Linked DNA regions of Homo sapiens: region 1 is linked to region 2. Evidence: read pairs that join two places in POLR2A ChIA-PET (ENCODE). Cell type or tissue: GM12878. All regions are shown on one strand. Each heading gives the region's core, and the rest is flanking DNA. Links, peaks and the distances in the headings are about the cores only. Region 1 overlaps APAF1 (apoptotic peptidase activating factor 1). Region 2 overlaps TMPO (thymopoietin).

Region 1 (11,470 bases), core at 3,893-7,892, 160 kb before region 2:
CAGAAGTGAAGGCTGCAGTGAGCCATGATGGTACCACTGCACTCCAGCCTGAGTGAAAGAGTGAGACTCTGTCTCCAAAAAAAAAAAAAAAAAAGAAAGAAAACAGTGGTAGAAGGTTATTCTAGTATCTCTGAACTTAGATAAGAAGAGATGCAGAATGCATCTTAGATGGTTGCTATCAGGCATGAGCAGACAACAGCCTGAACTAGAGCAACTACTACAGAACAAGAGGGAAAAATGTAGACCAAGAGACAACAATGTCAAAGATGGGTTGATCTTAAGACCAAAGAAAGAAAGGACAGTCAATAAACAGGAGAGACAATAGAGACAGGAATAATAAAGTGGAATTGGGAATCTTATTGGAGAAGGTGGGGATTTGAGGAAGAATTATTTCATTTTTTTAGGCCTATAAATTTCAGAAGGCTGAATAAGCTTTTTTCCCTAACTCTTGCATTTTTCCTACCTTGTGGCTTCTCAAAAACAAGAAAGCAATAATATAAAAGGCAGAATGAATAAATTATAAGTAAAAACAGGTCCCCAGACTGGCCAACGTGGTGAAACTCCGTCTCTACTAAAAATACAAAAATTAGCCAGGCTTGGTGGCAGGCGCCTGTACTCCTATCTACTTGGGAGACTGGGGCACGAGAATCGCTTGAACCCAGGAGGCAGAGGCTGCAGTGAGCCAAGATCACACCATTGTACTCCAGCCTGGGCGACAGAGTGAGACTGTCTCAAAAACAAAAACAAAAACAAAAGCCAGATCCTTTACAAACCTGACCCATAGATCTTGCTGTGGTTTAAACGTGTCCCCCAAAGTTCATGTATTAAATACTTAATCCCTGATGCAAGTATTGAGAGATGGGACCTTCAAAAGTGATTAGGTCATGAGGGCGCTACCCTCATGAATGGATTAATGCTATTACCTAGGTTCCTGATAAATGGATAAGTTCAGCCGCCTCCTCACTCTCTCCCTTCTCTGCTGGTACCCTCTCCCCCAGAACTGTAAGAAATAAATCTCCATTCTTTATAAATTACTCACAATTTATAGAAGCACAACATAAATTATAGAAGCACAAAATAAACTAAAACAGATCTCAAAATATTTTATGAACATATGCTTGAAACAAAATGTACACTTAAAATTTAAGAATTCAAATTAAAAGAATAAAAATTCTACATTACAGAACTTTTTTTTTTTTTTTTGAGACGGAGTCTCACTCTGTCGCCCAGGCTGGAGTGGAGTGGCGTGATCTCAGCTCACTGCAACCTCCACCTCCCGGGTTCAAGCAATTCTCTGCCTCAGCCTCCCAAGTAGCTGGGATTACAGGCACTCACCACCACACCCAGCTAATTTTTGTATTTTTAGTAGAGACGGGGTTTCACCATCTTAGCCAGACTGGTCTTGAACTCCTGACCTTGTGATCCACCCACCTCGGCCTCCCAAAGTGCTGGGATTACAGGCGTGAGCCACCGCACCCAGCCTACATTATAGAACTTTAAGCATTAGGTTGTACACCATTCATAAACAATCATTACGATAAGCAATTACAGTTACATTAAATATGCTCCTGGAAATTGAAAGAAGCAGGCTCTTTCTGTAGAAATGTGAAAAAACAGAAACCTATTTCTATAATCAAATCATAAGACTTTCCATAAAATACAACCTATTTTAATAGTGTACAAAAGCATACCTTTAAGGTTCCATCAGCTGAACAACTAGCCAAAAGCTTATCATCTGGTGAAAATCTGCAGTGATTGACTGAATTTGTATGACCAAACATGGTATTTCGACATTCTTTTTGATTCAAATCCCAAAGCTATTTGTGAAAGAAAAAAAGATAAATAAACAACTAGTATTGAGTGGGGAAACATCAGAAATCATGTGAAGTTCTTCCTTTTCTCTCATTTAAGCTTTTTGATTACAGAATGATGTTTAATTCACAGTAACACAAACGTATCAAACACAAAAATGAACTTGTGATTAACAAGCAATGGGGCAGCCTTTAGATCAGCATGTAAATCGACTAAGGGACTCAAAGGCTCACCGAGGTTTTTAGGCTGAGTACTAAATAACTAACTAAACAATTACTACTTATTTCAACGGAGTGGTTTAGAATCATTATTATTTTACTCAGTTACAAAAAGCCACAATAAGTAATATGTAATATAAATTACCCCCATATTTTTTAAATGTCAGGTTATCCAACCCTAAAAATGGTGGAGCAAGTCAAGTACCACCTCTAGGAAGCAATTAACCAAATCCAAAATATGGCACATTCCATGGGACAAATGACTAAATTGCTCTAATAAATCAATGGTATAAGAAAGCAGTCAGAGGAAAAAGGGAACTTTAATAGAATAAAAGAGACTTAAGAGGCAGAACAAATGCTACATAAAGTTTGTTTGGATTCTGATTCCAACAAACATGATAGAAATGCATGTTTTGAGAATATGGAATAAGTGAACATGGACCAAGTATATTACAAAACTATATTTTATTATGTTAGGTGTGATAATAGTATGGTATGATAATAAACATAGTATTTATATTTAAGATCTCTGAGATGCATGCTTAAATATTTTGGGTGAAATGACATATTTAGGACTTGCTGTAAAATCCTCTATTCAGGCTGGACATGGCGGCTCACCCCTGTAATCCCAGCACTTTGGGAGGCTGAGGTGGGCGTATCACCTGAGGTCAGGAGTTCAAGACCAGCCTGACCACCATAGCAAAACCCCATCTCTACTAAAAACACAAAAAATTAGCTGGGAGTGGTGGCCCATGCCTGTAATCCCAGCTACTTGGGAGGCTGAGGCATAAGAATTGCTTGAACCCAGGAGGCAGAGGTTGCAATGAGCCAAGATCGCTCCACTGCACTCCAGCCTGGGTGATAGAGGAAGACTCTATTCAAAAAAGTGGAGGAGTTTATAAGCTGGGCGTGGTGGCTCACACCTGTAATCCTAGCACTTTGGGAGGCTGAGGCAGGCGATCACAAGATCAGGAGATTGAGACCATCCTGGCCAACATAATGAAAACCCATCTCTACTAAAATACAAAAAATTAGCCAGGCATGGTGGCACGGCACCTGTAGTCCCAGCTACTCAGGAGGCTGAGGCAGGGAAATCGCTTGAACCCGGGAGGCAGAGGTTGCAGTGAGCCAAGATCGTGCCACTGCACTCCAGCCTGGCGACAGAGCAAGATGCCATCTCAAAAAAAAAAAAAAGGGAGGGGTATTTATAAAATAAGATTGACAAAATACTGATAATTGTTGAAACTAAATGATGGATACCACAGGGGTTTATATTATATCTCCTCTCTTTGGGTAGGTTTGGAAAGTATAAAAAATGCAAATAAAAGGGATTATAGTCATCTCTGGTGATTTATGCTAATAAGATTAAACCCAGAAGAAGAAATCAATTATTGCTAAATGTTAGTTTTGGCAAAAATTATTTAGAAATGATTAGTAAGTGAGATATATACTGTTCCTCATGTCCACTTCTATCTTTGACTCCTTTATCCCAGTCCTAGATAAACTCAATTCTTCAGATAAAGCAAGTTACATGAAGGCAGCTTCACAATTACATATTTTCACTGGCTTCTCTCTGCTCAAGAATCACAAGAAATGCATCCTAATAGTCCTTATGGTAATATAGGTAGTATAGCACATCTTAAAGTAAACCTTGTCCTTAATTAAAATGGCTTACTAACCAATAACCCCCTCCCACATGGCAGAGGTTTTTTCCTGTATTTATTTCCTCAACCTACAAAATGCCAAAAGCAACATCAAAAATTAGTCGTAAATAGTATAACAGTCTTATTTTTTTTTAGTGGTACATTTATTCAAATAGGGCCAAGTTTTTTTGAGTAAAAGTGAACCATAACTGTGATATAATTTTATGTTACTACATTACTCTGTAATTTTGGTCCAATCCAGTGTTTTCAAATTGTGCTCTGCAGGGTCCTTGGGATTCTATAAACATAAATATGCCTAAAGAGCACTATGTGGTGCGGAGAGGTTAGAGATGAAAGGGAATGAGAGAGAATGAGAGGGGGGGTGGGGGGAGGAGGAGGGAGGAGGAGGAGGAGACAGAAGAAGAGAGGGAGGAGGAGAGAAAGGAAGGTCAAGAGGAAGGGAAGGTGACAGGAAGGGAAAGGGATAGAGGGAGAGAGAGAGAGGAGAGGGAAAGGGGGAGGAAGAGAGAGTCAAGAAGAAATGTAGGTCCCATTCAGCCAGAGCAGCAAGCTTTAACTCTTATACACACTGAGCTTCTGTATAATTTTTTCTTCTGAAAAAATAAATAAATAAATAAAAATTTAGCTTCCTGAACAGGGGGATGGAGACGGCAATTTTCAATAACTGTTTCAGTACTTTCTAAAGATAATTTTTCTAATAATTTATTTAAATGTCAAAACATAGAGTCTATGAAGTTTTCCAAACTGAAATGTCTTTTACTACCCCTCTCAAAAATATCATGTTCAATTGCAAAGATGGTATGGTATCAAGGAAGAAAGGTTTGAAATCAAACCAAAAAACAATTCAAAAAAAGTTAGCAGATCTTTCTGGGATTCCAGAAAAGGTAATCTAGCTATCTTTATCCACTTAAGAGGAAAAAAAGATACAATCAAACATTACAAAGCATATGTGGAATGAATTTCTGTTTTTGGTTATCTTTCCTACCAGCACCTTTTCTCCCTCCTCTCTGTGATAACAGAACTCTCTTTTGAATTAAGCTCTACTTACGATTCAAGTAGAGTTGACCTCACTCATTTGTCCCACTTCCATATAACTAAACTTGTGACCCTTGGACAATCCAAGGATTCCATCCTACTGTCCACTGGGGTTACCCTAGCTATGAGCATGTAAGCCAAAATGAGTCAAATAAAGGCTTCTCTAAAATTAGATCTATGGGTTCTAGGAGAGAGCACATTTCTCTTACTCTGTGATTGTGAGCTGTAAGGTAGCCACATTTTCTGCCACAGAAAGAGCATGCCTGAACCAACACAGAGGAAGTCAAGACTCTGGAGATGGAAAGGGAGGTAGAGCCTGAGAACACAGTTTAAGCATTTGGAGTCAGCTATGCCTGAAGCCATGCTCCCTCTAGACTTTTCAGTTACATGAGCCAATAAAATATTTTTAAGCTATTTTTTTTTTGCTTCAGCTAATATATTATTGTAGTTTCTATCATTGTGACCAGAAAGTCCTAATAGTAGTATACATAAGAAAATCAAAGGAGATACTCTGATGTACGAATCAAATTTATCTACCTAATTCTCAATATCCACACTTACTTTGAGGAAGCAGTCACTTGACCCAGTGGCTAAGAGAAGATGATGACTACTGTTGGTGAAATGGCAGCAATTGACTTGCTCTGAGTGCTCATCATAGGTGTGTACTAGTTCCCCAGTCATAGAATTCCAAATCTAAAGAGAAAAGAGAAAAAATTTACAAATATCCATTATTTTCAAAGGGAGAACAGAGGGGCAAAGCAATGTCCATTGCTTTGCAAATGCTATCTTATCCTGTCATAGCAGATTTTCCTAGTTGGACAAGATGCTAATGAAACCTCTCCCCTTTCTAAAATATGGCAATATTTTGCCTTAATGTTTAAAAAAAATTATTTGCAAATATACATATATGTACCTATAGCATAACTAGAGTGTCATGAACACATGACATTTCTTAAGGGCAAGATTTCACATGTTTATATGAATGAAAGCAGGCAGAGAAGTGCTTTAAAGAGGTTAGCATAATAGATTTCTGGTCAGAAGGGTTGAGCCCAAGAGCTGGCTCTACCACTTATGACTTGTGTGTCACAAATCCCTAACTTACCTGCATCTCAGTTCCCTCTTCTGTAAAATGGGGATATCTATACCTCTCCCACACAATTTAAGATATCAAATGAGATAATGAACATGACAAGTGTTCTATGGACTTCAAGGTACCATATAAATAAGTAAAGGCAGATTGCTTAGTTAAAAAAAATAAAGGTTTTATAGTCTGAGAGAAACCCAGCTTTCAACCCTATTACTGTTCCCAGTTTAATGTAAGCTTGAGCAAGAGACTTCATCTCTGAATCTGCGTCCTCTTCTGTAAACGGGATCGACACTTAACCCTGCAAGCTGTAGCAGGAAATTGATAATGTAATATGACAAAGTGTGTAGTATTTATAGCCTCTTATAGTGTTCAGTTTTCAGTAAAAAGTAATCATCAGGCCGGGCGCGGTGGCTCACGCCTGTAATCCCAGCACTTTGGGAGGCCGAGGCGGGCAGATCACGAGGTCAGGAGATCAACACCATCCTGGCTAACATGGTGAAACCCCGTCTCTACTAAAAATACAAAAAATTAGCCAGGCGCGGTGGCGGCCGCCTGTAGTCCCAGCTACTCGGGAGGCTGAGGCAGGAGAATGGCATGAACCCGGGAGTCGGAGCTTGCAGTGAGCCGAGATAGCGCCACTGCAGTTCAACCTGGGCGAAAGAGCGAGACTCCGTCTCAAAAAAAAAAAAAAAAAAACAAAAAAATTAATCATCATTCTAGTTACTATGTAAGACAACTAAGCAGTCTATGCCATATAACAACAAACAAAAGAAATAAATTACCTAATGAACCTTCACTGGGATTTTGACTTTTTAGAGGTACTAATGTCCTTTGGCATTTCCTTTGTATGTTATCAAAGCACTGATTAGAATCCCCAGAGGTCCAGAGAGTTTATCTTATTTTAAAGTTCTTTAATAGGTATTTCTACCTCTGGCTTAGAAAACAGAAACTCATTATTATTTCCTTTTACTCCATGTAGCTCTGACTTTAGAACTGCCCTCAGTGGCCACCTCCAAGTCTGACTCAGAGTCAGAGTAGACACTACAGAGTGAATTAACTGTTGGTTAAGCCACGAGTCCAATCTATCAAGAGGTAGATTTTTCCAAGGTCTCAAATTTAGTCTGGACATTCCATAGCCCTCTTCCAGTAGGTGAAAACTTCAGGAAAACACCCAAGGCAAATTTCTTGCCCACTCCACCTAGCTACATCCAGTACTCCAGATTTAACCCCTTTGAAAAAGGGTTAAAGTAAGGTCTGTCTTCCATATATCAGTGATAACCCCCACAAGCCTTCAGTTTCTCTTGAATTCTATATTAGTATAAATGCTCCTGGTAGAAGCCAAATTTAGGAACAAGAGAATACTTAACAAAAATAAAAATTACTCTCTGGCGGGGCACAGTGGCTCATGCCTATAATCTCAGCACTTTGGGAGTCAAAGGCAGGCGGATCACTTGAGGCCAGAAGTTCAATACCAGCCTGACCAACATGGCAAAACTCTGTCTCTACCAAAACTACAAAAATTAGCTGGGCATGGTGGTGCACACCTGTGATCTCAGCTACTCAAGAGGCTGAGGCATAAGAATCAATTGAATCCTGGAGGCAGAGATTGCAGTGAGCCGAGATTGTACCACTGCACTCCAGTCTGGGTGTCAGAGCAAGACTCTGCCTCAAAATAAATAAGTAAAAATTACTCTGTTTACTTTTCTCTATTTATGTTTTTAGACCAGTAACGTAATTATTAGTTTGTTCATCCACCTGGTTTTCCACTGAATATATAAGCCAGTTCATAAGCAAATTAAAAAAATTGGGGTTGCATTTTAAAATTGTATCTTACAACAGGAATCCCCAAGTTTGTGCAGCAACACTCCTAATCACAATGCACTCAAAGATTTCAACTGATATTTAACCCATGGACTTGTCTATTAATGGAAGACAAACTCACTAATTTGTCATTGCTTTTCCCCACTGCTTGTTTAATCCTGAGGTGATCAACCTAGGCATTTTTGCTGGTGTTTAAAAATAAAGAATTTTCAGGCCACGCACAGTGGCTCATACCTATAATCCTAACACTTTGGAAGGCTGTGGCAGGAGGATCACTTGAGCCCAGGAATTGGAGTTTACAGTGAGCTATGATCATGCCACTGCCCTCCAGCCTGGGTCACAGAGCAAAATCCTGTCTCTTTAAAAAAAAGTAAAGAATTTTCAGATAGTGTTAATTTACAATGAATCAGGTTAGTAGATCAACAGGTGAGAGTCCTTTAACTCTACTTACTCTGGTCTCATGATCATGGAAAAATAAAATGAATTCTGTTGTGATTACAACTCAAGAGGAAAAGATTTTCCTACCTTCACTTTTTTATCCACTGAGCAGGTTGCTATAAATCTGTCATCTGTAGAGAATGCACAACAAAGCACTTCATCCTCATGAGCCTTGATTTCTAGAAGTTTCTCTCCTGTTTCAGCTTTGAACACCTGCACAAGTAACAATAAAATATTTTTTATAATAAACTGCTTAACTACTGGTCATCATTCAATAAAAATCTTTAAGTGAGTTTAATCATTGTCATTTTGCAAAACAGAAAGGAACCTTGGCAAAGCTACTCCCAAAATCAGAATTTCTGTCAGAATGTGTATGCCTTCACATAACTAGAGAACTATTCACTGTTACATGTTTGTAAATATCAATGAAAATGTTACAGGATCTTTGGGGTGTTGATTTTCTGGCCAGAAACTTCTGTGGCCGGTGGCGCCTTTGCCCAAGTTTTGCTTGGGCCCACTGGTCTTGTTTCACCCACTTGGCCTGACAGGCTGCATTCAGCTCACACTACCAGCCTGGGTCCCAAGCCTGCCAAGGGCGAGTCAGGCGTGGAACAGCGAGGCGTGTGTGAGTGAGCGTGGGGTCCAGCCACTGCGCACAGACGTGCTGACTGCTGCAGCGGGGCAGGCAGCTCCAGGTGCCAGCATGGGCTCTGGCTCTCTGTGAGGCTGTGGCTGGACCAGGCACACCACAAGCAGCTTACACGCTGGCACCGGGGAACACGGTGGTGCCCAGAAGCTTGGAGATGCCAGGAACCGCGGGGCCCCAAAGAGGGAGTCACAGCCCTAGCTTGGGGAGCTCCCAAGTCTGGGCTCCCCGAAGGGCCGCAGCTTTTCTTTACTTATCTTCACTTGCAATGCGGCAAGCAAGGGGCATGTCTCAGCCCTGTTTGTGTTACAGCTCTTTTAGCCTCACCATTCAGTGGGATCCCAAGTTCTTGTCCTACAACCAGGAAGAATGTGGTACGCTGACAGGTGGAAGGTGAGCAAGACAAACAGGAGCTTTATTGAGCGATAAAATAGCTCAATAAACCTGCGGGGGGCAGCTCCTTTCCACAGCTCAGGAGAGGGTAGCTCCTCTCTGCTAGGCAAGTCCTCCTGACAAGTGTTCAGCTATCAGCAGAGAGGGTAGCTCCTCTCTGCAGCTGGTCCTCCTGTCATCTGCACAGCTCTCAGCAAAGAGGGGGCACTAGAGTGGGTTGCTCCTCTCTGCAGCTGGTTGTCCCAGTGTCTGCTCAGCACTGGCTAAGCCCGAGGCTTTTATGGGCTTCAGAAGGGAGGAAGTACATGCCAACTGGTCCATGGGCAGACATGGGCAAGCCTGGAAAAGGCACTATAAGTTCCCACTCCAGTCCATTCAGTCCACACCAGCAGCCCAGCCCCCAGTCTTCAGGCCCTTTGTGGCCTGAAGGTGGGGCCTCATTGGTGACCCGCCCCCTTCCACCCAGGAACCTGTCTGCCTCCTGCTGCCATGAATGGCACCCAGGCTGTAGGTGCCAAGGGGAGCCTGCAGGCCAGTATCAAACTGCCCTCAGCACCCCCTTGGCTTCCCTCCTATGCTCATCAGCACCCAAAGTCCGGAGGGGGCCGAGGCGGCAGGGGGCTGGCATGTCAGCACTGCCCCAAGCATGTGCACATCTGGCCGGGCTGCAACAGCACCCAGGCTCAGCCCCAGCTTTGCTCTAAGATCAGAGTGGGTGCCAACAGTAGGGAGAAGTCAGGCAGCGGGAGCAGGCACTTCCAAGCCTACAAGGGCAGGGGGTCCTTCCAGGTCCCCCAAGAGTACAGGGATGCCTGAGTCTGCAGCCACCGCTTGGGCAGCTACAGCTGCACCAGGGGGAAGGGGTCCTGCCTGCTCTGTGGAGCCGGAGGCCCGAGCCTGCAGCTGTGGTTTGGGCGGCTACAGCTACACCCAGGAGGGCAGGGCTCTGGCCTGCTCCATGGAGCGGGTTCCCAGGTCCACAGCTGTGGCTTGGGCGGCTACAGCAGGAACCAGGAGCTCCTGCCCCAATTCAGAAGGGGTAGGGTTCCTGCTTGTCCCCAGCTACCGCCAGCTCCACAGAGCATGCAGCCCCAGCTGCGCCTCCCTGCTGCAGCCAGCATGATGGCAGCAGCCACTCCAGGCAGCCCGCCGCTGCCATCAAAAAGAAGTGTCAGAGCACAGCTTCAGCTCTTGAGACTATTTTGGCAAATTCTTAACAATCAAATAAAACATTTCATTTAATATGCATTCTCTCTGGAACTCAAAAGCCAAGATTAATAAAATTAGTAATAAAGTACACATATAGACATAAGCTATGGAGTCATAATCTTGCAAAGACTAAAAGTATCCTAAATACAAGTTTTAACTAATTTCATCATGTTCTCTGCAAAATCAAAAGGCAGAACACAAACATAAAGAAAAGTACTCATTAATATTTTCTGAAAACAAAGGGAATCTTAAAGGAAATTCTTTAAAACAACTTAGGAAATAGTCTAGTCCAGTTCCTATTTACAAGAAAAAAACCTATGCCTAAGACTTTGATAAAATAGGTATTTTCCTAATCACTGTTTTTTAATCACAGCCCTATTCCCTGTGCTATGAAGCCCTACGTCTTCTAACAATTATTTCCTCACTACCCTTAGCTGACAAATGGATGGCTGGGAACTGACTGGCAGGGTAAAGGGCACTTCCTTACCACCTGTAAGTTTAGAATTAGGAAAACATGTAACTGTATCTTTTAAATCTCTAGAGAAACCTTTAATAAAATGTTCAAGAGAGCTGGATTCCTCTGTTATTTCTAAGTTGCAATTTTCTTGAATTTTAGGATTTAAACATATTCTGATCTGCACAAAACTGGATACATGCCTCTTTGCATTTTTCTCAAGAGATGTGTTTTACCTGTAAGGTTTTATCAGCTCCACAAGAAGCTATTCTCTGACCATCCTCAGAAAAGCAGGCATGGTAAACAGCATCTGTGTGGGGGCGGACAACTAAGCGGGAAAGATTCGTGATGTTTTTTTTGTTTCTAAATACAGGGAAAAAATGAACAGAAATTAAATAAATGAGAGTAAAAGTAACTATTTTCTTTCAGTACTAAAATAAACTGTCTTTTAACATGGTTATGTTCCCCAAAATACAAAATTCTTAAAATCAGATTACTAACATGCAAATGACAGCACAGATCACCAAAAGAAAAAAAATAACAAAAGTAGCATTTGTAAGAGAAATGTTACCCTTTATCAAGCAACCTGTCACGTGTTACAAATGTCACTGAGTTGGAAGAAATCTAATTAATCAAATTAATCAAATCTAGTTAATCAACATGTCACTTTCCATTTTCCTTTGATACATTAAT
Region 2 (8,986 bases), core at 4,981-8,980:
TCACAAGCTGATCCAAAAGATCTTCATTAGTGAGCTCTGTTACATCTAGATCATCTTTATCTTCTTGTCTGGGTTTATCAGTTTTTTTTGTGGCTTTCTGTAAACAAAGTCCAGTAATCATTTCCATATGAATTAAAGTGTTCACTTACTAGATAATAACCTGTATAACATAAACATGCAAACTCACTACCAAATTGGTTTATAGTAATATTAGGCCTTAGCAATTCCATTAAATTAAGAGCAACTCATTATTGGAGAACACTTTCTAAGTTGAACTGTAATCATACAAACCGCACAGCCAAGCAAGTAACTTAAAGACATTGTTGTTAAAATAGTCCATTTTGGATTACCTATCTAAAAGAGATAGTAATGGCATCAAAAATGCAAAAGAGCAACTAAAAGTAAAACTGACTTTGGGTAACATTTTCTTTTAAATAACCTTTTTTTTTTTTTTTTTAATGATACAGGGTCTAGCTATGTCACCCGGGCTGGAGTACAGTGGCTCCATCTCAGTTCACTGCAACCCCCACCTCCCAGGCTGAAGCGATCCTCCCACCTCAGTCTCCCAAATAGCTGGGACTACAGGTGCGCACCACCACCCTTGGCTTTTTGCCTGTGGTTTTTTTTTTTTGTTTTTTTTTTTTTTTGTAGAGATGGGGTTTTTGCCATGTTGCCCAGGCTGGTCTCAAACTCCTGGACTCAAGTGATCAGCCCACCTTGGCCTCCCAAAGTGTTAGGATTACAGTTGTAAACCACTGCACACAGCCTAAATAACCAAAAATTATATTTCATTTCTTAAAGCATATAACTCCAATGGCAACGGAAACAGATCAGCATGAACCATGGAAAGTAAAGCCAGACTGGGCTTAACATTTTTCATCTAAATGATCATGAATGCTACTTACTAACTTTTTGATAATCCTTAAAAATTTAAATTAATCCAGGAAAGTTTAAGACTTTACCATACAGGCTTACACTTAGATACATATATAGAAATGATTTTCTTTTCTTTTTCTTTTTTTTTTGGAGGTGGAGTCTCGCTCTGTTGCCAGGCTGGAGCGCAGCGGTGCAATCTTGGCTCACTGCAACCTCCGACTCCCGGGTTCAAGCGATTCTCCTGCCTCAGCCTCCCGAGTAGCTGAGAGTACAGGTGTGCGCCACCACGCCCAGCTAATTTTTGTACTTTTAGTAGAGACGGGGTTTCAACATGTTGGCCAGAATGGTCTCGATCTCTTGACCTCGTTATCTGCCCACCTCAGCCTCCCAAAGTGCTGGGATTACAGGCATGAGCCACTGCGCCCGGCCAGAAATGATTTTCTTTAAACAGCATATGAGAACTTAAGAAGGCCAAATGAATACAGTTGGCTCTCCATTCTCCCAAATGAATACAGTTGGGTTCTACATATGTGAATTCAACCAACCACAGATCAAAAATACTTGGGGAAAAAAAAGACAATACGACAATAAAAACACTAACAAAAATACAGTATAACAACTATTTACATAGCACTTACATTGTATTAGGCGTTATAAGTAATCTAGAGATGATCTGAAGTATAAGGGAGGATGTGTGTAGGTTACTACACCACTTTATATTAAGGGACTTACTAAAGCATCCCCAGAGTTTGATATCCATGGCCGGGTCCTGGAACCAATCTCCACCCCAAGGATAGGAGACAGGACTGTAAACTCCTTGTAACACAGTTATTTTAGTAGCTAGTTTATGACTTAGGAAGGAAATCTGACAGACTTCATGGTTAAATTATCACCTGTGACACAGTTTAGTCACCAGATTAACTTCTGTACCACCAGTTTACTAAAAATAGTCAAAATAACTTGAAACAAACTTTGAGGGAAAATTTGAAAGTTTTAAAATTAATTTCTACAAAGGCAGTATTTACTGGAAAAACTATAAATTTCCAAGGTTGAACAAATAAAAAGGAAGCAAAAGTACGGATACCTTTTAAGGCTGTGGCAAACAGCCTGACAAATGCCTCAGTGATCACAGAAAAAACATCAGAGTACTGAACAAAAAAATGGCTAATTAAACAATGGCAACATCAAAGTAAATTTTACGAAAAAGGCTAAAATTATCAAGTTGTATGGAATGCTCACTTTCCAATAATATTAGGGGGAAAAATCAGTCATGATTTGACTATGTACTGGAATTACTGTTTTTAACAATAAAAATGTTCTGACCTAGAATTGTCAGGCTCAAATCAAATCTTTTTTTTTTTTTTTTTTGAGACTGTGCCTCACTCTTATCCAGGCTGGAGTGCAGTGGCGCAATCTTGGCTCACTGCAACCTCTGCATCCAAGGTCCAAGTGATTCTCCTGCCTCAGCCTCCTGAGTAGCTGGGATTACAGGTGTGCACCACCACGCCCGGCTAATTTTTGTATTTTTAGTAGAGACGGGGTTTCAGCATGTTGGCCAGGCTGGTCTTGAACTCCTGACCCCAAATGTTATGCCCGCCTGAGCCTCCCAAAGTCCTAGGATTACGGGCGTGAGCCATGGAACCTGGCCTGAAATACTTCAAATAAAGCAAGATATGAGAAATTCTTTTTAAAAAGCTGCTAATGGCTAATCATTCTATAATCAGAAGCCAAAAAACCTTCACCAAAAAAATAGCTGCTCATAAGAACAATTATGTCAACTTACGAGAAATCTTAAATAGACGGCTGTGGAGAGTTACAGTGAGAGTACTTTTAGCAGGCTTTAATTCACATACATTGCACTGACCTAGAACTGTCAGGCTCATATCTGGAAGCAACCCACACCATAATATCCAAATAGTTGCCTAGGGTCTAAGAGTTCTAAGACTTATTTCTTTCAAGAAAAGATTTAATCAAACAAACTTAATCCTATGTTACTGACTTACTCAAATTTTCCAAAAAGTGCAGTCAGGTAGTACAGAAAAACTAAATAATGCTTAAAATAAAAATAAAACATGGAAAAACAATCAATCAGGTTCAAATTATTTGTACATAATCCCCACTACCACGAGAATGTTCAAATTTACTATCAATAAAACATCCAGGAAATTCCAACTTTTCAAACCCGCCTGAGAGGTTTTCAAGAAATCTCTTTGGGCCAGGTGCAGTGGCTCATGCCTGTAATCCCAGCACTTTGGGAGACCAAGGTGGGTGGATCACTTGAAGTCAGGAGTTCGAGACCAGCATGGCCAACACGGTGAAACCCCGTCTCTTTTAAAAATGCAAAAATTAGCCGGGTGTGGTGGCACATGCCTGTAATCCCAGCTACCTGGGAAGCTGAGGCAGGAGAATTGCTTGAATCTGGGAGGCGGAGGTTGCAGTGAGTCGACATCATGCCACTGCCCTCCAGCCTGGGCGATAGAGCAAGACTCTGTCTCAAAAAAAATCTTAACTCTTTTTTTTTTTTCTTTTTCAAGGTGGAGTCTCTTAACTCTCTCGCCCAGGCTGGAGTGCAGTAGCGCCATCTTGCCTTGCTGCAACCTTCTGCCTCCCAGGTTCAAGCAACTCTCCTGCCTCAGCCTCCTGAGTATCTGGGACTACAGGTGCATGCCACCACGCCCAGCTAATTTTTGTACTTTCAGTAGAGACAGGGTTTCACCATTTTGGCCAGGCTAGTCTCAAACTCCTGAGCTCGTGATTTGCCCACCTCAGCCTTCCAAAGTGCTGGGATTACAGGCGTGAGCCACAGCACCCAGCCCAAAATCTTAACTCTTGTTACCTCTATTTGGAAAGGTCTTACCCATTTCTGATTCTTCACCTTGGGCCAGATAATCTGTTTGTAATTGTGTAGCCCAGGTGATCTGGATGCAGCATTGAGGCAAGCAACAGAAAGCAGACGCACTATCATCCTCATATTCTTATTCCAAGCATCTAAACATTTCTAAAAAGACTGATACAGGAATAGCCCCCTGATAAATGTTTTGTCAAATCTGGGGAAGGAAAAAGTAATTTATTTTTGAAAATCCATTTCTTATTAGAAATAACAGGCCTATCAAATCTAAGTAAAAACCAATTCTCGGCAGTGGCTCATGTCTGTAATTCTAGCACTTTGGGAGGCCGAGGAGGGAGGATCTCCCGTTGAGGTCAGGAGTTTGAGACCAGCCTGGCCAACACGGTGAAACCCCATCTCTACTAAAAATACAAAAATTAGCCAGGTGTGATGGCACACGCCTATAGTCCTAGCTACTCGGCAGGCTGAGGCTGGAGAATCACTTGAATTGGGGAGGCGGAGATTGCAGCGAGCCAAGATTGCGCCACTGCACTCCAGCCTGGGTGATAAGGCCAGACTTCGCCTAAAGAAAAAAAAGAAAGAAAGAAAATCAATTATATTTCCTTCAAACATAATGAAAAACATCAGCTGAACAAAGATATCTTAAATAAGTGACCAACAAATCTACATAAGGTAAGTCAGATAAATTAAAACCAAAAACGTGATTTTTTTTTTTTTGAGATGGAGTCTCACTCTGTTGCCCAGGCTAGAGTGCAGTGGCATGCCCTCCATCTCCCAGGTTCAAGAGATTCTCCTGCCTCAGCCTCCCAAGCAGCTGAAATTACAAGCGCGCAACACCATACCCGACTAACTAATTTTTGTATTTTTAGAAGAGACAGGATTTCACCATGTTGGCCAGGCTGGTCTCGAATTCCTGACCTCAGGTGATCCACCTGCCTCGGCCTCCCAAAGTGCTGGGATTACAGGTGTGAGCCACTGCACACAGTCAAACATGTGGTTTTTAATCTGTCAGGAAAAAAGTTCCAGAAAAGTGATGTCATTTTATAAATCTCAGATTTAATAAGGATAAAAAATTAGGAGACAGTGTGCTGTACATGATTAGCAGTTTCAGTCAGGAAAAAGGAAGCATCAGTTGCATTAAATTCTGCCTCCAGAAAGCTTTGTTCCTTTAAGTAGATCACTTAAGAGTTTCACTCAAAAATAGTACCTACTATGCTACCCGATGATCTCTAACGTATTTTTCAACTTCAAAACCCAACAGCTCTATGATATCACCGATGAGCTTCTCTAATTCCTTTAATCTCTACCTCTAGTATAAAGATGTTGAACCATAACAATATATTCTAGTGGGCACTTATTATGTATTACGTACTGAGTTGTGTTCCAAGTGTCTTTGCATTAACTTACAGAGTCCTAAAAATCTATGGAATAAAATGCTAATATCCCCATCTGACAACTCAGAAAACTGAGGTTCAAGCATGCTCTTCACTAACTCAGGAAATCTGCATGCTATGATATACATGTCACTTTCACTTATCTACCTTATTCGTTTCCCAAAATTATATTTTAGTAACATTGCACTATATTGCCCTGACATTAAAGACAAAAATTCAGAAATCATTTAATGGCTATTAATTACTAAGCACTAGACACTTCACATATGCAATGGCATGTACTCCTCAATCTGATTAAGTAGCTATTAGGTTATTCCTCTATTTCAGGTGAAAATAGAGGATCTTAGATTAAGACACTGTTCAGTGTCATATGAATAAGTGGCAGACCTGGAATTTGAATCTATAACTCTATTATTCACAAGTCTGTAAACTTAACACCTTATTATACAGTGGTGGTAAATTTGTGATTTAATTAACATTTCCTATTGGTAGCATGCTTTTATGTTCTTTTCCAGGTCTTCAAATATTTCCTATTGAGAATTCATAATTTGGCCAGGAGCAGCAGCTCACACCTACAATCCCAACGCTTTGGGAGGCCTAAGCAGGAGGATCCCTTGAGGCCAGGAATTCAAGACCAGCCTGGTCAACATAGTGAGACTATCTCTATAAAAATTTTAAAAATCAGCTAGGCATGGTGGCACACACCTGTAGTCCCAGCTATTCCAGAGGCTTGAGCCCAGGAGTTTGAGGCTGCAGTGAGCTATGATCATACCACTGCACTACAGTCTGAGGGACAGAGCGAGACCCTATCTCTTAAAAAAACAAACAAACACACAGACAGGCGTGGTGGCTCACGCCTGTAATCCCAGTACTTTAGGAGGCTAAGGGGGGCAGATCACAAAGTCAGGAAGGAGTTTGAGACCGGCCTGACCAACATGGTGAAACTGTCTCTACTAAAAATAAAAAAATTAGCTGGGCATGGTGGTGCACGCTTGTAATCCCAGCTCCTCAGGAGGCTGAGGCAGGAGAATCACTTGAACCCGGGAGGTGGAGGTTGCAGTGAGCCGAGATCGCGCCACTGCACTCCAGCCTGGATGACAGCGCAAGACTCCTTCTCAAACACACACTCATAATTCACCAGAACAGATCATTCAAGAATATTATGCTCCACTAGATCCAAATAGCTACACCTTCAGGCTCTGCCTCTTAAAACAAAAAGGCAGACTGCCAACTCTGTAAATGTTTATTTTTGTGTCCACAATCTAGGTAGTTTCAACACCTAAAAATATTGGTAGCAAGATACATAAAATAAAAAGCTTAGAAATAAGAAAACAAAATAAAAACAAAACTTTTAACATGCAAAGTTTTGTCACATTATACCAAGTGAATCCAAGAGACTATGGTAGAAGCTGAAATGAAACAATTTCTTATTTAATTAAAAATGTTCCCCATAGGCTGGGCACGGTGGCTCACGTCTGTAATCCCAGCACTCTGGGAGGCTGAGGCGGGAGGATCAGAAGATCAGGAGATCCAGACCATCCTGGCTAACACAGTGAAACTCCGTCTCTACTAAAAATACAAAAAAATTAGCCGGGGGTGGTGGCAGGTGCCACCACGTAGCCCCAGCTAATCGGGAGGCTGAGGCAGGAGAATGGCGTGAACCCAGGAGGCAGAGCTTGCAGTGAGTGGAGATCACGCCACTGCAGTCCAGCCTGGGTGACAGAGCGACACTCCGTCTCAAAAAAAAAAAAAAAAAAAAAAAAATTCCTCATAAACCCATGATTAAATAGAAGGTATATGCATGCAAATAGTTAATCTTGGCCAAATCCACATTAATGCTTGATTTGTCTTAAAATGTTAAAAATCTCCCTTATCTGCAACTCTCAAACATAATTTGGCTTTCTCCTATAATATAAATAAATATTCTTTTATTCCTTTTTACCACTCCATTATGCAGAAGATTATAAATATTCTTTAAGAAATATGACCTGGAGGCCGGGAGCGGTGGCTCATGCCTGTAATTCCAGAACTCTGGGAGGCCGAGGCGGGCAGATCACCAGATCAGGAGATAGAGACCATCCTGGCTAACAGTCTTTACTAAAAATACATAAAATTAGCCAGGCGTGGTGGCGGGCACCTGTAGTCTCAGCTAGGCAGAGCTTGCAGGGAGCCGAGATTGCACCACTGCACTCCAGCTGGGATGACAGACTGAGACTCCGTTTCAAAAAAAAAAAGGAAAAAAGAAATAAGACCTGGTATTGGCCGGGTGAGGTGGCTCACTCCTGTAATTCCAGCACTTTGGGAGGCCGAGGCAGGTGGATCACGAGGTCAGGAGTTCGAGACCAGCCTGACCAACATGGTGAAACCTTGTCTCTACTAAAAATACAAAAATTAACCAGGAGTAGTGGTGTGTGCCTGTAAGTAATACCAGCTACTCAGGAGGCTGAGGTAGGAGAATTGCTTGAATTTGGGAGGCAGAGGTTGCAGTGAGCCGAGATCATGCCACTGCACTCCAGCCTGGGTGACAGAGTGAGACTCCATCTCTCACACACACAGAAGGAAGGAAGGAAGGAAGGAAGGAAGGAAGGAAGGGAAAAATATGGTTGGCCGGGCGCGGTGGCTCATGCCTGTAATCCCAGCACTTTGGGAGGCTCAGGCGGGTGGATCAACTGAGGTCAGGAGTTTGAGACCAGCCTGGCCAAGATGGTGAAACCCCGTCTCCACTAAAAATACAAAAATTAGCCGGGCGCAGTGGTGGGCACCTGTAATCCCAGCTACTTGGGAGGCTGAGGCAGGAGAATCGCTTGAACCCGGGAGGCAGAGGTTGCAGTGAGCTGACATCACGCCACTGCACTCTAGGCTGCGTGACAGAGCAAGACTCCATCTCAAAAAAAGAAAAAGAAAAAAAGAAAGAAAGAAAAAAAAAGAAATATGACCTGGTATTATTTTTATATGGGGCTAAAAATGACCAAAACGTAAAATATAGTACATATAAGAGGAATTGACATGAATAATTTTACACATAAATTATTATAAATTTCTTTTCCTGTAAACTTAAAATTATTTTTTCCTATGGCTGATAAAAACATCGAACAGACTCCTAATTATAACTCACTTGTACTTAACGTACTTTAAAACAGAAAATGACGCTGACTACCAATATTTTTCTTCAAGTTGTTGGCATGGCTATTAAGCTCAGTCAAGGGTAAACACCTCTTGAGTTTTAAATACTCCAGGTAGAAGACATTTAAACCTGTAATTATGAAGTAAGTTTTCTTTATATGGATGAAATAATTAAATGAAACGTAAAGAGCTTAATTACCATGCCAATAGACCTACTAGGTACTCTAAAAAACATGACTTCTGGGCTGGGTGCCGTCGCTCATCCTTGCATTCCCAGCACTTTGGAAAGCCCAGGGGGACAGATCACCTGAGGTCAGGTGTTCCAGACCAGCCTGGCCAACATGGCGAAACCCCTTCTCTACTAAAAATACAAAAATTAGCCGGGTATAGTAGTATACGCCTGTAATCCCAGCTACTCGGGAGGTCGAGGCAGGAGAATCATTTGAACCCAGGAGGCAGAGATGAAATCGGGCCATTGCACTCCAACCTGGGCAATGGAGACTCCGTCTCAGAACAAAACAAACAAAACAAAATAACAACAACAAAAATTACTTCATTTTGGCTGGGCGCGGTGGCTCACGCCTGTAATCCCAGCACTTTGAGAAGCCGAGACGGGAGGATCACGAGGTCAGGAGATCGAGGCCATCCTGGCTAACACGGTGAAACCCCATCTCTACTAAAAATACAAAAAATTAGCTGGGGGGTGGTGGCGGGCGCCTGTAGTCCCAGCTACTCGGGAGGCGGA

Evidence for each region. Peaks named below come from ENCODE experiments on the same cell type or tissue, not always from the same donor. Only the 100,000 strongest peaks of a DNase experiment are listed, where the experiment ranks them.
Region 1: POLR2A ChIA-PET joins it to region 2 with 8 read pairs; 3 of 35 experiments call an interaction of 5 or more read pairs at or near these places.

Annotation. Positions count from the first base shown.
Region 1 is chr12:98,677,095-98,688,564 of GRCh38, reverse strand. APAF1 (apoptotic peptidase activating factor 1) reads right to left here. Exons shown (of 27, transcript NM_181861.2): 13 at 11,014-11,140; 14 at 8,163-8,288; 15 at 5,291-5,422; 16 at 1,692-1,817. Among named protein-coding and RNA genes, the nearest start is that of APAF1, 38 kb to the right of the region's middle. RefSeq lists an enhancer at 9,767-10,338. In GM12878, for the core only: no CTCF peak of the experiment used is centred there; no DNase peak of the experiment used is centred there.
Region 2 is chr12:98,518,997-98,527,982 of GRCh38, reverse strand. It overlaps TMPO (thymopoietin), which reads right to left. Exons shown (of 9, transcript NM_001032283.3): 2 at 1-97. Among named protein-coding and RNA genes, the nearest start is that of TMPO-AS1, 7.3 kb to the right of the region's middle. In GM12878, for the core only: no CTCF peak of the experiment used is centred there; no DNase peak of the experiment used is centred there; H3K4me3 peaks cover 2,877 bases; H3K27ac peaks cover 306 bases.